Linked DNA regions of Homo sapiens: region 1 is linked to region 2. A link is an interaction called in ENCODE POLR2A ChIA-PET data of the cell type or tissue named here. Cell type or tissue: K562. All regions are shown on one strand. Each heading gives the region's core, and the rest is flanking DNA. Links, peaks and the distances in the headings are about the cores only.

Region 1 (5,383 bases), core at 166-5,165, 200 kb after region 2:
TTTTTTTTTGAGACAGAGTTTTGCTCTTGTTACCCCAGCTGGAGTGCAATGGCGTGATCTCAGGTCACCGCAACTTCCGCCCCCCAAGTTCAAGGATTCTCCTGCCTCAGCCTCCCAAGTAACAGGGATTATAGGTGTGCACCACCACACCCTACTTTTTTTTTTTTTTTTTTTTTGAGACAGAGTCTTGCTCTGTCGCCCAGGCTGGAGGGCAGTGGCACGATCTCGGCTCACTGCAAGCTCCGCCTCCCGGGTTCACGCCATTCTCCTGCCTCAGCCTCCCAAGTAGCTGGGACTACAGGTGCCCACCACCACGCCCGGCTAATTTTTTGTATTTTTAGTAGAGATGGGGTTTCACCATGTTAGCCAGGATGGTCTTGATCTTCTGACCTCATGATCTGCCTGCCTCAGCCTCCCAAAGTGCTGGGATTACAGGCATGAGCCACCGCAATCGGCCAAGATTTCTTGACCTAGCGTCTTTAATCCTTCCGCCCCAAGCCCACATGCAGCCCCAGTTCCCCAACAGCCTCTGCTCTGTACATTTGTGCCGCACTGGCAGCTGCTCTCTGTGTCTGTTGTCTTCCACGGAAGCCTTGTGCAGGAGGAGCTGAGCTGAGAGACAGGGCTATTTATAAATAGAAAGTGGGTGTAAAGTTCTGCAGTCACAAGTGTTTTAAACAAGACTAATTCCATCATCTCCCCCAATCGAACTTTGAAATTTCTGTCCACCTCCTCATCTCCCATCTTTCTCAAAAGCCTGCAAGTTCTTCTCCTCTCCTTGGTCAAAGCCACCATAAGCCTGGATACCATGGTAGCTAAGAGATGTGACATGGAACAAAGTGTAGGAATTATATAGATTCAGCATAGTCAGAGTCAAAGCTACTGACATAACATAAATGTTCCTACCACCTAGTAATATTTAGTGATGGCTCACCATGTGCCCTGCCCATGTCGCCATTAGCTCCAACCCATAAAACAGCCATATAAGCTAAATACTGCTCCCATTTTAGTAGTGGAAAAGTGAGACTCAGAAGGGTTCATTGATTTGCCCAAGACTGGTGGTAAATAGCAAAGCCCAGATTCTGATATGGGTCTGCAAATCTGGAATTTCTAATATGGCACGCACATGCATTGCGTCCCAGTATTTTTCTGCATGATGATCGGAGCACAGATTTTAACGAAGAGTGAAGTATGAATCTTAATGAGAGGAGGGAACTCGTGGTTTTATTATAATAATGAAAGGATCAACATTGTATGCTCAACAGTTAGTTAGATGCCCAGAAGCCCAACTCAAACTGGCTACATTGGCTCAAGTAATAAAAATGGCCAGTGGTGAATCTGGGGGTTCAAACAAGGGCATCGGGATTCGGTCTTCCCACCCCTCGGCTGGTTTCCCTCTCCGACGGGCTCTCCACATGGCAACAAGATGCCAGCTGGCAGCTCCACTCACATGGCTTCTTAGAGCTTGTGATTCCAGAGAAAGAGCAAAATCACTTTGGAGAGCTCCAGCAAAAATCCCCAGGAGGACTCTGGCTTGAAACACACACCCATCTGTAAAGCATTTGGTGTGTCTGGGAGACGCTAGCCAGGCCTGAGTCACAGGCCCATCTGAAGGGGTAGAGGTCCAGGGTCAGCCCCAGAACCACATACATTCTGCTGTTCTGTTCTGTTTCCTGTCCTCCGCCCCCACACTCTTCTCAGAGCTGGACTGTTTTCTAGTGGGATGCATGGCTCATCCAAGGAAGGTTCACTGGGCAAAGACATACATTACACCCTGTCCAAAAGAAACAGTTTTAATAGAAAGGGAAAAAAACAACAGTTCACCCAGAACATGTGACACGTGAGACTCCATGAAGCTAAGCTGAGCACAGAAGCTGGTGTGTTTGAAACCTTCCATGCACAGGTACATACATATGTCAGCTCAATCACCCCATGAGCCTGATAATAGCCACTTTTTCTCACTTTTTAAGTGAGAGAAATGGAAGCTCAGAGATAAAGATTTAAGTGACTTGCTAGTAAATAGCAAAACTAGAATGCAAACCTGGGTATATTGGAGTCCACATCCTGCAAGCTTTACACCACAGCACACTGCCAAATTGGAGGAAACCAGGTGTTGAGGGTGAGACTGCTAGATGAGCTCGTGGAAGTCGTGTCCCCAGGGAAGCACACATCTGACTGCCTGACGTGCTCTGAGAGCAGCAGGCACTGAGCTGGAGACTGCCCTGTCCTGGTAACTACAGTCTCGCCCAGCTAGTCGCTGAGTGGCTGATAAACTCTTCACATTCATCAATGACAGTTTCCTCTCAGCTGGAAGAAAAAGCTGCCAGGGAGCTGCTCCCCCAACCTTCCTTCTGATGGGGAAAGACTCCCCTGGTGCTGTTGATGAGACAGGAACCAAAGGAGAAAGTTGGATTTGGAAGGAAGGGCATGTGGGCATGGGATGAATGGATGATTGGATAAATAAATAATCCCAGAAAAATGATTTGAAAAGTTAGAAAAAAGTTATGATTCTAAGTTTAGAGACAAGATGGCAATATGGCACAAGAGGGATAGGAAGCTCTGGGATAAATTAGGCTATCGCATTTGCTGAAAATCCCTGTGCAGAGAAAAGGAGAGCCAAAGAAACCAGTGTGGCTCTGTAGAGAGCTCTCTGATAAGTTCAAAATTTAAAAGGTGGGGTACAAGAGACGGAAGGAAAGGTGAAGTCCGTGATAAACTGAGACTTGGAAAAGGTGCAGACAATAAAAGATATTGCTGGTTATGTTCAAGCAAGAGGAAAAAGGAGAAGACAGGGTTCCATCTGGGGATGAAGATGTCAGGTTGGCAGTTTTCAGAGAAAGCAGAATACTCAACTCTGATTTTCCTCTTTCTCCCCCGAGGAAAAGCACTTCCAGACTGGGAAGAGTTCAGCAAAACAGGGGTTAGAGGACATTAAACCCCAAATAGAAGAAAAGATAAGAGAAAACCTAACCACCTAGCCATTCAAAATGAGCTGCAAATCCCAAGGTGATGACAGACCTTTGCAGATAAGATCCAGGGACCTTTGCCAATGTGGCTATGAAAGCTGCGGCGAAAAGGACAGGGGCCACAGTCCTGGACAGCTGCAAATACCCTGACAAAAAAGAAGAAAAGGGAGATCCTGGGCACATTTCCCTCAAAATCTATTCTAGAATATAACATTAAACCATGGATTTGAGAACACCTTGCTTGAGAACACCTAGAAAAATAAGTGGTATCTTCACAAAGAACAAGATGCGGCGAAAATGATAAAAATATCAACAATAATTTGTTACTTATTTACTCAGAAGGCCACTAGGAAAATTCCTTGGGCCATACATAGTGTTCCTTGTTTCCAGTTAGACATTGATTGTCTCACGATTGAAGAGGCTAGTAGGAAAATATCGATCTCAGAGACTGCCCAGTCAGGTGGATTCATGTAACTGCTGTGCTCCTTCACCCCAGTTGGTTATCCGATTGCTGCAGAGCTTGCTGAGGAAGTATCTCTAGTTCTGTGCTCCTAGACCCTGGTCAGCCTAGTAGTGGTCAGTGCCCACTACACTTGCCAAATTTGCAGAAGGCACCACTGTTGGGATGAAAAGCTAATATTTCAAAGTCAAGATTCTAAAATAACTTGAAACAGTGGGCTGAAACCAGCAGGATGAAATTTAAAAGAGTAAGTGGAGAGACCTGCATTTAGATTAAAAAAAAAAAATCAGCTGCATAAGCATAGGATATAGGAAGTTTGGTTTGCCAGAGGTGCCTGAGAAAAAGGCTAAGGGCTTGCAGCTGATCTCAGGTTGAATAGAAACCGGTAGGAATGGAGCAGCTGCTTAAAAAGATAGTGGCTCTCCCCACCTCTTGTTATTTTAGTTACAAAGGGGTGAAACAGTGAAAAATATGGGAGACAGCCGGGCACGGTGGCTCACACCTGTAATCCCAACACTTTGGGAGGCCGAGGCGGGCGGATCACGAGGTCAGATCTAGACCATCCTGGCTAACCCGGTAAAACTCTGTCTCTACTAAAAATACAAAAAAATTAGCCAGGCGTGGTGGCAGGCGCCTGTAGTCCCAGCTACTCGGGAGGCTGAGGCAGGAGAATGGCGTGAACCTGGGAGGCGGAGCTTGCAGTGAGCCAAGATCTCGCCACTGCACTCCAGCCTGGGAGATAGAGCAAGACTCCGTCTCAAAAAAAAACAAAAAAAACAAAAAAGAAAAATATGGGAGACATATTAACAGCAACTGCTGTTAATGGTTTCTAATAGATCCCCTCAGAGGTATTCATTCCAAGTACACATAAGCAAATGCATGCTTTTTATTTTTTCACATAAATGGTGGTATGTTGTGCACCTTGTTTTTTATTTCACTTAACTAACAGCATTTCTTAGCGATTATTTCATCAGTATACAAAATGATTCCTCATTCTTTTGTAGGGATGCATCGTATTCTACTGTATATATGTATCATAATTTATTGGTCCTTTTGCCGGACATGTAGATTATTTCCAGTATTTTGCTATTACAAACAATGCTGCAATAAATAACACGTCATTGCTATTACAAACTGTTTGCTATTACAAGCCATGCTAAAATGAATAAGATGTAATTCCCAACAAGTGGGCATGTATCTGAAAAACATCTCTTCAAGAAGTAAAATCACTGACTTAAAGGGCATGCACATTTTTAAACTTGGTAGATACTGTCCAATTGTGTCATTTTACCCTCCTACTAAAAATGTATGAATGTCTGTTTCTCTACATCTCACCAATAGAATGTATAATAAACCTCATTGATCTTTGACAGTTTGAGAGGTAAAAATAATAACAATAGCATCTTATAATTTTTTTTTTTTTTTTGAGAGAGAGGGTCTTGCTCTATTACCCAGGCTGGAGTGCAGTGGTGCAATCATGGCTCACTGCAGCTTCAACCTCCTGGGATCAAGCAATCCTCCCACTTCAGCCTCCTGAGTAGCTGGAACTATGCGTGTGTGCGACCAAGCCCAGCTAATTTTTTTCTTTTTTTTTTTTTTTTGTGGAGACGGGGTTCTCACCATGTTGCCAAGGCTGGTCTCGAACTCCTGGCCTCAAGTAATCCTCCCACCCTAGGGCTCCCAAAGTGTTGGGATTACAGACATGAGCCACCACGCCCAGCCCACAATACTTATAAGTTTGGTCTGACAGGATTGGCATCGGCATCCCCTGGCTTCCAGAATAAAGTCTGGATGGCATAGGCTGGCACTTGAAATCCTTCATGAGACTGGGTGTGGTGGTTCAGGCCTGTAATCCCAGCACTTTGGGAGGCCAAAGTGGGCAGATCACCTGAGGTCCGGAGTTCGAGACCAGCCTGATCAACATGGAGAAACCCCGTCTCTACTAAAAATACAAAAT
Region 2 (5,383 bases), core at 258-5,257:
ATTCACTTTTTTTTTTTTCTTGGAGATGGAGTTTCGCTCTTGTTGCCCATGCTGGAGTGCAATGGTGCGATCTCGGCTCACTGCAACCTCCACCTCCCTGATTCAAACAATATTGCTGCCTCAGCTTCCAGAGTAGCTGAGTTTAGAGGCGCCTGCCATCACACCTGGCTAATTTTTGGTATTTTTAGTAGAGGTGGCGTTTCACCATGTTGGCCAGGCTGGTCTTGAACTCCTGACCTCAGGTGATCCACCCGCCTCAGCCTCCCATAGTGCTGGGATTACAGGCATGAGCCACCACACCCCGCCGAGATTCACATTTTCAATAAGATAAACCATCCTGTTTGCTCTGGCTCCTCATTGAAGGGTCACGAAGTGATATTATGGGCAACAATCTATATTATAATGATTTCCAATTTTTTTTGTGCTTTCAGTGGAGCTTTTATGTGCAATTTATTAATTAAATTGACAGTGTTCTTCGTAGAAGAGCTTGTAGAAGTAATGTTTAGCATAGGAGAATTTACTAAGCTGTCTTTTCCCCTTTTCTCACAGGGAGTCTAATCTCCAACACTTATCAGTACTGGAATTAACAGACTCTGGTGCTTTAATGGCAAATAGGTTTGGTAAGGAGTGGACTATGTACACATTTCATTTTAAACTGGGGATTTATTGCATATTCATTAAAGTGGTCTTTTGCCACCTTTGCCATAGAAAGGTTGGCTAGGCTCTTTGCTTTCAGAAGGCATGAGTAAGCTGTGGCCTGAGATCTCCGTTTGTGGCATGGGGTCTGTGAAACTGTAGTACCAGATCAGGCATATGTTAAGGATATGGTATATATATGTGTGTGTGTGTGTGTGTGTGTGTGTGTGTGTGTGTGTGTGTGTGTGTGTGTGTGTGTGTGTATAGCTGCTTTCCCATTCTGTTTTGATGCTCCAGTGATTAACAAAATCATTTAAAAATTTATTCGTTCATGGTAACTTTTGTAATCTTAGTCAACAGATATTTAAAAGTATCCCTCATGTTTGAAAACCATTATTCTGGAGAATTTATTTTGTATTGTTCTGGTATAAAAGTTGAAATCCTGGGGCTAATTGTATTTATCATGAAGAATTTCTAGGGAAGGCACTTAAGTCTTGTGAGATCAGTGAAAAGAAATGACTATAACTTTGATGTGAATGGTGTTTTTATTGCATTTTTATAGTGCCTCACAATTTACAGACTACTTTTATTTATATTGCCACTGGATATATACCCGTGATACATTTTCTGTTTTGAAGTGCTAAATTGTTTGTTACAAGCATAAAATGAATTGATAGACTATTTTAATTGAAAATTGATAATTACCACTACACAAAACTGTCATAACTTTTTCTTTTTAAGTATCTAGTCCTCAGACTATTGTGGAGTTATTCTTCCAAGAAGTTGCAAGAAAACACATTATATCTCACCTCTTCTCTCAGCCAAAGGCACCTCTGAGCCAAACTGGATTGAATTGGCCTGAAATGATTACTGCAATTACCAGTTATTTATTGCAGCTTTTGTATCCTTTTATTTAGAAGCCAGTGAAAAGCTCTCTTCTGGCCGGGCATGTTGGCTCACACCTGTAATCCCAGCACTTTGGGAGGTGGAGGCAGGTTTATCACTTATGGCCAGAAGTTCGAGACCAGCCTGGCCAACATGGTGAAACCCCACCTCTACTAAAAATACAAAAATTAGTCAGGCGTGGTGGCCTGCACCTGTAATCCCAGCTACTCGGAAGGCTGAGACTTGCTTGAACTTGGGAGGTGGAGGTTGCAGTGAGCCAAGCTCGCGCCACCACACTCCAGCCTAGGCGGCAGAGCAAGACTCCTTCTCAAAAAAAAAAGCAGCTCTCTTCTATCTAAATAGTCTAAGGTTCTTATTCTGCCTATGTAATGAAATACCTAGGTCTGTTTTAAGACATTATTCGGCCAGGCGCAGTGGCTCACGCCTGTAATCCCAGTACTTTGGGAGGCAGAAGCGGGCAGATCACGAGGTCAGGAGATCGAGACCATCCTGGACAACACGGTGAAACCCTGTCTCTACTAAAAATACAAAAAAAAATTAGCCAGGCATGGTGGCAGGCGCCTGTAGTCCCAGCTACTTGGAAGCTGAGGCAGGAGAATGGCATGAACCCAGGAGGCGGAGCTTGCAGTGAGCCGAGATTGCGCCACTGCACTCCAGTCTGGGCAACAGAGTGAGACTCCGTCTCAAAAAAAAAAAAAAAGACATTATTCATTTGGCTGGGTGCTGCAATGGCTCATGCCTATAATCCCAGCACTTTGGGAGGCCAAGGCGGGCAGATCACTTGAGGCCAGCAGTTCAAGACCAGCCTGACCAACATGGTGAAACCTCGCCTCTACAAAAAAATACTAAAATTAGCTGGGCTTGGTGGCATGCGTCTGTAGTCCCAGCTACTCAGGAGGCTGAGGGAGGAGAATCACTTGAACCTTGGAGGCAGAGGTTGCAGTGAGCTGAGATCATGCCCCTGCACTCCAGCCCTGGCGACAGAGTGAGACTCTGTCTCAAAAAAAAAAAAGACATTCATTCAACAAATATTTATTGAATGACTCTATATGCCAGGTACCATGTTATGTGCTGGATGTCCACTGGCACCAATACTGTGTTCTGCGGTACACCAGCTGGAATTGAAAATGAACACCCAGGAATGAAATACAGGCTTTTAAAAATTTATTTATTTTTAGAGACAGGACTCTTATGTGTTGCCCAGGCTGGTCTTGATTTCCTGGGCTCAAGCAGTCCTCCCACCTTACCCTTCCAAAGTACAGGGATTGCAGGAGTGAGCCACCGTGCCTGGTGAAATAGATGCTTTATTCCATAGTTATCTGAGTTCTAAGCACTATAACAAGTCTCCTGGTATAAAAGTAACTGTTTAACTGTATTCTAGTGATGATGAAAGAACATGTGGTTGGCCAACTTCTCTGCCTTGTTTATGTAAATTAAGCTATTTTATGGACTTTTCTGAATTTGATGCCCAATGTATATGTTTAAGATTTGCCAACAAAAATTAAGAAATATCCTTAACCAATGACTAGATGGCCTAGCAATCCTGGTTGTCTCTTTCTAGAATGTTTGATGGGAAATTGCCAATATGTACAATTGCAGGTGAGTTCCTTTGAACATTTCATGTCTACACATTCTTGTAAAGCATGGGATTGCTGAATTTTTTTCTTTGTAAATGTTAACTGCATTTTAAAGAACCACAATAATTTAAACTTGATTATGTGAAGACATACCCCAAAGAGATTGTTCTCTATTTCTATACCATCCTGAACTTGCTTGATTTTGTCTGATCTACGAAGCTAAATAGGGTTGGGCATGGTTAGTACTTGGCTGAGAGAATACCTGGTTCTAAAGGCTTTTAAAGAAAGTAATAAAATAAATTTTTAAAGAGAGAGATTTTTCTCTACTTCTCTCTGGACAGTATAATTCCTAACGTGATTTTTTCTAGAGTATCTTTTTTTTTTTTTCCTGAAACGGAGTCTCACTCTGTTGCCCAGGCTGGAGTGCAGTGGCATGATCTTGGCTCACTGCAGCCTCCACCTCCTGGGTTCAAGCAATTCTCCTGTCTCAGCCTCCCGAGTAGCTGGGATTACAGGCACGTGCCACCGCGCCCAGCTAATTTTTGTATTTTTAGTAGTGACTGGGTTTCACTATGTTGGCGAGGCTGGTCTCGAACTCCTGACCTCAGGTGATCCACCCGTCTCCCCAGAGTGCTGGGATTACAGGCATGAGCCACCGTGCCTGGCCTCTAGAGTGTCTTTTTAAGAATTTGTCTCTGCTAGGTTTTCTTCATAGTAATTCAAATGTACTATTGTTTTCATATAAATCCTTTACTGGAATCTAGTCATTGAACCAATAAATACCAAAAATTGGAAAATTGCTGAGATGTAAAGTATGTGTATGTGTGTTACTGGACTCCTGTTTGTGTAAGGAAAGGGGGAATGGATGAAGAAGGAAGGCAACAGGGGTAGGTTTTAATATCAGAATTATGTCAGGAAATAAAACATTTGTTCAAACACTGTCTTTTCATCCTCTGTGACGAATAACTTGGGAATGAGTATCTCCTTAAGTAACATTTATTTTCTAATCAGAAAGCACCTTTTATGCCTTTAAGGATTATATTCAACTGCTACATCCCTGGTGTCAAGTCAATGTTGGTTCCTGTCGATTTATGCTGGGAAGGTGTTACCTAGTTACAGGAGAAGGACAGAAGGTAAACTACATTTGAATGGCAAATAAACTTTATAAACTTTAACGCAAGGAAGTTGCTTAGCTTCCATTTGACTAGGTTTTAGGGGATGGGAGACATAGAATCCTCTACATAAAGTTAAAGAAGACTGTACTAATGCCAGTCAAAGGCATTATATACATGTAAGGACTACTTTCTTGTATTCTGCAATTTAGATAGGACTCAGGAACATAAGAAAATATTAGAACTCTCCTGCCCCTGTGTGTTTTTAGAGATTCCTTTTATTATTATTATTATTATTATTATTATTATTATTATTTTGTAAAATCAGGGTCTCACTATGTTGCACAGGCTGGACTCAAGCGATCCTCCCACCTTGGCCTCCCCCAGTGCTGGGATTACAGGCATAAGCCACCGCGTTTGGCCAGGATACATTTTTATAAATCAAACTTATTTACTTATTTTATTATTTCTTTTAGACAGGGTCTTGCTCTGTCACCCAGACTGGAGTGCAGTGGTGTAATCAACAGCTCACTGCTGCCTCAACCTCCTGGGCTCAAGTGATTCTCCTACCTCAGCCTCTCAAGTAGCTGAGGTACTTGGAGGCTACAGGCGTGAGCCACCATTCCTGGCTAATTTTTTAATTTTTTGTAGAGATGGGGTTTTCCCATGTTGCCCAGGCTGGTCACGAACTCCTGGGCTCAAGTGATCTGCCCACCTCAGCCTCCCAAAGTGTTGGGACTACAGGCATGAGCCACTGCACACAGCCCAAATTTACTTATTAATTACATTTTTTTTATTGTTTTATGCTGCTTTTTTCTCGTTATGTAGTTTAAAGTTTTAATTTTTTCCCTGATGTTCTATTACATAAATTTTCAAACAGACAGGAAAGTTTAAAGACTTTTTACAGTGAACAGTATATACCTATCACTCAAATTCTACAATTGTTAACATATTGCTACAGTTGCCTTATTATGTATGTATGTGTCAATCATCTTATTAAGGTTTACTTTCTTTTTTTTTTGGAGACAGTCTTGCTCTGTCACCCAGGCTGGAAGGCTAGACTGCAGTGGCATGATCTTAGCTCACTGCAACCTCCGCCCACCAGGTTCAGGCGATTCTGCTGCCTCAGCCTCCTGAGTAGCTGGGATTACA

What was found. Peaks named below come from ENCODE experiments on the same cell type or tissue, not always from the same donor. Only the 100,000 strongest peaks of a DNase experiment are listed, where the experiment ranks them.
Region 1: POLR2A ChIA-PET joins it to region 2 with 6 read pairs; 2 of 35 experiments call an interaction of 5 or more read pairs at or near these places.

What each region holds. Positions count from the first base shown.
Region 1 is chr11:47,603,751-47,609,133 of GRCh38, reverse strand. It overlaps a transcript of MTCH2 not described here. Among named protein-coding and RNA genes, the nearest start is that of C1QTNF4, 12 kb to the right of the region's middle. In K562, for the core only: no CTCF peak of the experiment used is centred there; a DNase peak (open chromatin) is centred at 3,023; H3K27me3 peaks cover 948 bases.
Region 2 is chr11:47,802,307-47,807,689 of GRCh38, reverse strand. NUP160 (nucleoporin 160) reads left to right here. Exons shown (of 36, transcript NM_015231.3): 19 at 550-620; 20 at 1,378-1,537; 21 at 3,072-3,141; 22 at 4,154-4,252. It also overlaps the pseudogene RNA5SP340. Among named protein-coding and RNA genes, the nearest start is that of FNBP4, 38 kb to the right of the region's middle. In K562, for the core only: no CTCF peak of the experiment used is centred there; no DNase peak of the experiment used is centred there.